Linked DNA regions of Homo sapiens: region 2 is linked to region 1. A link is an interaction called in ENCODE POLR2A ChIA-PET data of the cell type or tissue named here. Cell type or tissue: MCF 10A. All regions are shown on one strand. Each heading gives the region's core, and the rest is flanking DNA. Links, peaks and the distances in the headings are about the cores only. Region 1 overlaps TEC (tec protein tyrosine kinase). Region 2 overlaps SLAIN2 (SLAIN motif family member 2).

Evidence for each region. Peaks named below come from ENCODE experiments on the same cell type or tissue, not always from the same donor. Only the 100,000 strongest peaks of a DNase experiment are listed, where the experiment ranks them.
Region 2: POLR2A ChIA-PET joins it to region 1 with 5 read pairs; 3 of 35 experiments call an interaction of 5 or more read pairs at or near these places.

What each region holds. Positions count from the first base shown.
Region 1 is chr4:48,253,168-48,256,090 of GRCh38, reverse strand. All of the region lies in intron 1 of TEC (tec protein tyrosine kinase), which reads left to right. Among named protein-coding and RNA genes, the nearest start is that of TEC, 15 kb to the left of the region's middle. In MCF 10A, for the core only: no CTCF peak of the experiment used is centred there; a DNase peak (open chromatin) is centred at 1,560.
Region 2 is chr4:48,345,589-48,348,511 of GRCh38, reverse strand. The region is part of intron 1 of SLAIN2 (SLAIN motif family member 2); the gene reads right to left. Among named protein-coding and RNA genes, the nearest start is that of SLAIN2, 5.5 kb to the right of the region's middle. In MCF 10A, for the core only: no CTCF peak of the experiment used is centred there; no DNase peak of the experiment used is centred there.

The sequences.
Region 1 (2,923 bases), core at 93-2,592:
TTTACCTTGGAGTCATATGTGTGTTATTCATAATTGTATTTCCAGTGCTTAGTGCACAATAGGTGCTCAGCATGTTTATTGATTTGAATTGTTATCTTAGCTTTGACTCTGTATTTGGGCCTCTGCATTGTGTCCTCAGTTGTCCTTAATGATACATGACCCAGGGCTGATTTATCCAAATGCTGACCTTGCCCTCTCTTTCATGGAGTCACAGATCACCCTTCATATGGTACCTTTGTTCTGATAATACTAATTGTCATTATTGTTATTTTGATAATAATAGCTGCCATTGATTGATCACTTACTTTGTGTCAAGCATTGTGCTTAGCAATTTATGTAAATTATTTCATTTAATCCTCCCACAATATCTATAGGAGGTAGGTACTATTTTACAATGAGGAACCTGAGTTACTGAGAAGTTACATTACTTACCTGAGGTCATACAGCTAGTAAATGTCAAAGCTGACCTTTAAAACCAGTTCTGTCTGACTTCAAAGCTCTCTCAAGTGCCCTTTTGGTTATCTGGGGCCTTCCTGACAAGTGACTGTGCTGTAGTGGACTGATTATTTGTCTGCCCAGACTTTCTTCCTTTGGGCAGCTACTCTGTCCAATTCATGTGGTTTGGGTGGAGTTGACACTACCCAGGGATGATCATGTGATTCAGCCTTGGCCAATCCGAGCAGTCCCTCCACTTGACCAAGGGATTGGCTCAGGGGTTAGCATGTGATCCAGTCTGGCTCAATGGGACTCTTCTGCTGGCATTTAGGAAAGGGGGAGCTCTTCCTCTGGGATTTAACCTGGAGCGATGTAACCTGGAGCTACTGGTGGTCATTTTTCCCTGCTCCATGGAGGAAGCCGCAATACAAGAGAATGGGACCGTGCAGTGAGAAGCAGCACTGCACGGTGGTGAGAGCACACTCAGCATTGTTTGAAGTGCAGGAGTCAGCTGTGCCAGGACTTCTCGATTATGTGAGCCAATGTGTTCCTTTTGTTGTTGTTTGCTTAAATCTAATTATGTGCATTTGAAAGAACCCTGCTTATACCGGGTTTTCAGAAGATGAGTATTTTTGTCTTGGATTCCCTATGCTATTGTCTGTCTGCCCTTGGTCATCCACTACTTTTTTGGCCTTCGTGCCTACTTGGTGCCTTGCAGGCCTCTCATCCCTGTAGACTCTGCACCATGTTCAGCTTGCTGTGTCCCTTTTAGGTCAGTAAGCCCTGCCCTAGTGAAAGGAGGTGCCACACCCAACACCTCCTCACCAACAGCCCCCGCCCCTCCATCCTGCCCTATGGCATAGCCCACAAATGGATCTGGGTGGGAAAAGGATTTTGCCATGAGTGGAACATTAGAGAAATCTGTTCTTCATAGACATCGGAAAAATTACTCGTCAACCTACTCTTTGGATGCTGATCAAAGACTATTGAATGCTAACCTCATTTGGTCTCTGACACCATCTGGGATCTCAGCCAGTGTAGGCGGAGGCCTTGCCTCTTATCCCCAGTTTTTTTGGCCACCAGCCTTTCTAATCAACTGTCTTTCTATGTACTCTCAAGCCTCCTATGATTTTGAACTTCCATTCTTCTGCTGGCTGCCTTCCCAAATCTTTCCAGTGGCCCTTTGAGAGCATTGTTCCACTGTGAATCAACTCTCCCACACCAGAGCCTCCTCACAGAGTAACAGCATTGCCTTCCCTGTAGCTCTCTCTGCTGTAGCCTACTCCTAGCTTCCCTTTGCCACTTCTAGGGCATCACTTTTCTGCCTTCCTGCAAAACCCCTTTGTCCTTTAGGGTTCAAGCCATTCATGCAGGTACCCTCCTGGTCTCTCCTTTTGCCACCAACCTCTTTGTCATTCTCCCTGATTGACTCACCTGGTTCATGGTCATCTCTCCCAGCTCTGCTATCTCTGCATTCATAGATACAACCAACTTTTTATGTTTGCGTTAGTTGTGCAGTTGTCTTGGGGTTAATGGGAGTCGTTAATTATGGCAGGAGTGGAAAATAAGGGAGACTTCATAAAAGAGATTACGTATGATCAGGACCTTGAAAAATGAATAGGATTTCAATAGGTGGATAAAGAGGGAGGAGCCTTCCAGAGAGAACAACTCGAGCAGATACATGGGGATATGAAAAGACCTGGTACATTTGCTTGCTTGAGTCCTGGAAAACAAGTGGTAGGAAAGGAAAAGGGAACTCAGATTAAATTGGACATGATTAGGCCAGGCTCGGTGGCTCACGCCTATAATACCAGCGCTTTGGGGGGGCCTAGGCAGGTGGATCACCTGAGGTCGGGAGTTCAAGATCAGCCTGGTCAACATGGTGAAATCCTGTCTCTACTAAAACTACAAAAGTTAGCTGGGCATGGTGGTGCATGCCTGTGGTCCCAGCTACTCGGGATGCTGAGGCAGGAGAATTGTTTGAACCTGGGAGGTGGAGGAGGTTGCAGTAAGCTGAGATTGTGTCACTGCACTCCAGCCTGGGCAACAGAGCGAGACTCTGTCTCAAAAAAAAAAAAAAAAAGAATTGGACATGATTACATTTATTTAGGATTGAGGAATGACCCTAAGGAGTATGCAGGTGGAAGAATGCAAGAGAAAGAACAAAAAGAAGAGGGGCAGGATGATCTTGTAAATGACAGGATGAAAACTTTATTGGAGTGATTGTAAAAGGTGAGAAGGAGTAATTAAAACAGTTAAAGAAAGCTCATAATAAGACTACGGGCTTTAGAGAGAAGAGATAATAGAAGAAGAGGTGGAAGGATTTTCAGGACAGAGTAGTTATGTGGAAGCAGGGAGAAGGGCAGAGGAATGAGACAGGACAGCTGCTGCTAGGATGCCAGGAGACGACAGCTACATACTAGGTATGAATCAAGTTACTTAGCCGTTTTACTGCCTGATGAATAAAAAGTAAGATAACTTACGTATT
Region 2 (2,923 bases), core at 212-2,711, 92 kb before region 1:
TTCACCATGTTGACCAGGCTAGTTCTGAACTCCTGACCTCAAGTGATCTGTCTGCCTTGGCCTCTCAAAGTGTTAGGATTACAGGCATGAGCCACCATGCCCAGCCTGTCTTGAAGGTTTCTTATGCTCCCACATAGAGTGCAACAGAATTAAAAGAACACTCAGAATTCACCCAATTCAACTTTTTTACTTCTTTGTAACATCGCCTGCCACAGGAGCATTCAGCAGTCTTTTGAAGGTTATTTCCAACAATTTTTTTAGGGTAGTGCATATCATCCAAAAACAGCTCTATTAAAAAATTCTTCCTTCTACTAAAACAAAATTTGCCTGCCTCTAATTTACACCTATTAGTCTAGCGATGAACAGTTAGTTATATAAGTAATAATCCTTATTAGAGTCCTTCAAATACTCAAAAAGTTCTCTTCCCCAAGCTAAATATCTATAGGCTAAATAAATCAAGATCAATCGTACTTCATCAGACTTGACTTTTAGGTTTGGTGTCAATCTCAATTTCACTTTATTAGCTATGCGACTTTGGGTTTAGTTTCTTTTGCTGTAAAATGGGGATAAAATGACACATTCTACCACATGGATGTACTGTGAAAACATAATGCTAAATGAAATAAGCCAGACACAAAAAGACAAGTATTGTATGATTCTACTTACACAAGCTACCTAGAGTGGTCAAATTCATAGACAGAGAAGCAGAATGGTAGTTGCCAGGGGCTGGCGTCCATGGAAACAGGGAAACTGTTTAATGGGTACACAGTTTCAATTGAGGAAGATGAAAGGTCTAGAGATGGATGGTGGCGATGATTGCACAACATTGTGAATGTACTTAATGCCACTGAACTGTAAACTTAAAAATTATTAACATGGTAAATTTTGTTATATTTTACAATAAAAATAATAATAATTACAACTCCAAATTGTACACATTAAATGATTTAACATGTGTAAAGGAGCTGAGCACGATGGCTCACGCCTATAATCCCAACACTTTGGGAGGGTGAAGCAGGTGGATCACTTGAGCCCAGGAGTTCGAGACCAGCCTGGGCAACATAGTGAGACCCTATCTCTACAAAACATAAAAAATAAATTAGCCAGGCATGGTGTCACGCGCCTGTGGTCCTGGCTACTCAAGAGGCTGAGGTAAGACAATCACTTGAGCCAGGGGTGGGGGAGGGGGGGTGGTACTGAAGCTGCAGTGAGCTGTAGATTATACCCCCACCCCTGGTCCACAGAAAAATTGTCTTCCACGAAACCGGTCCCTGATGCCAAAAAGGTTGCGGACTGCTGTCTTGCAAAATGCTTGGCATATAAAAACATGGGCACACCACAGTGACTGCAATATACTTTTATCAACCATGAGGCTCTGCTTGGCCAAGTTCTATTTTTTAAGAACTTGCATTATCATGTCTCTCAATGTTCCCAACACTGTGCTGCACACAGGTACTCTAAGTATTTGTTCCATTAAAGAAAAAAAATTAAAGCCATTTTAGAATGACTGGAAAACCACTGCTAACAATGGAATAGAGGGCAAGGCACAGTGGCTCATGCCTGTAATTCTAGCACTTTGGGAGGTTGAGGTGGGCAGACTGCCTGATCCCAGGAGTTTGAGACTAGCCTGGGCAACATGGGAAGACCCTGTCTCTTAAAAAAAAAAAAAAAAAAAAGGGAAATAGAAAGCTTATTAGATGTCTAACTTCTGATTCATCTAACCCACACACATACACAAACCACATTACTTTAAAGTAACATCTCCTTGGTACAGAAGAGTCTAGAAAACATAAAACTTCCCAAGATATTAGTATGTTAATCAGTGAATGACTGCCAAACTATTCAGATAAGTGGTGATAATTACACAAATTGCTTTATTAACTTAGGCTTACCAAATTAAATTACAGGCAACTTTTACCAATGGCCCTCTACAAAAAGCATACATAAACAAAGAGGTCATACAATAAATCAACTCTCAGCAGTGAAGAGCCACGAGTGACAAAAAAGTATAAAAACCACATTACCTACCTAGCTCTGAATTGGGACATTTATCAACAAAGGTTATCGATGAGAAGTCAGTATGAATTTGAAGTGTCTTCATAAACCTAAGATAAATTGATCTAGTGAGCCAGAATGTAGCTTAAAATGGGCTTAGGCCTACCACTCCAAATGATGGAAAAGAACAGAAATTTTATCACTAAGATCATGGTGAACACGGGCAGGATCAAAAGTCTGGATAAAAGGAAATATGGTGACTTCTAAAGAGAAAAATAAGCAGTGTCTAGAAAGTCCAGACCAAACTGATTCCTTGCAAAATTCAAAATTGGATGAAAAAAAAGTTTGTGAAGAAAGGAAAAGTGGATACATGAAATGCTAGAACATTCATCATGAACAAGTCCAAACAAATCAACTGCAATGGCTATTTTAATAGGTTGGTGATAGTAATGTAGTATTCTTCATTGTAGGTAAGAATCTTGTAGGCAGAGTATAGCTTAATTATAGCAAGGCACTTTACAAAATCATAATGTCTACACAAAATGTTATATGGGCCTGACGATAATAGATAGAACTAGCAATTATTGAACAACCATGTGTGTTGATTAATGGACTGGTATTAATCCAGAGTGAGTCTAGCTGACATGCCCACTTCAGAGTAATTTATTATGTCAATTTAATATTTTTATCAACAATTTGAATGAAGACGTAGTAGATATGCCTACCAAATACAAAGATGACCAAATAACTCAGAAACATAATATTAAATGTGTAAATAAAAACTAACAAAAGGAAATTTAAAAGCCTTATATTTAATCTGAGCACGCCTAAAAAAAAATAAAATAAAAGCTTTATATTTAAGCTAAAAAAAAAATCCGTTACACAAAAACTAGGTTAGGAAGACACAGTTTAACATCTTATGTATAAA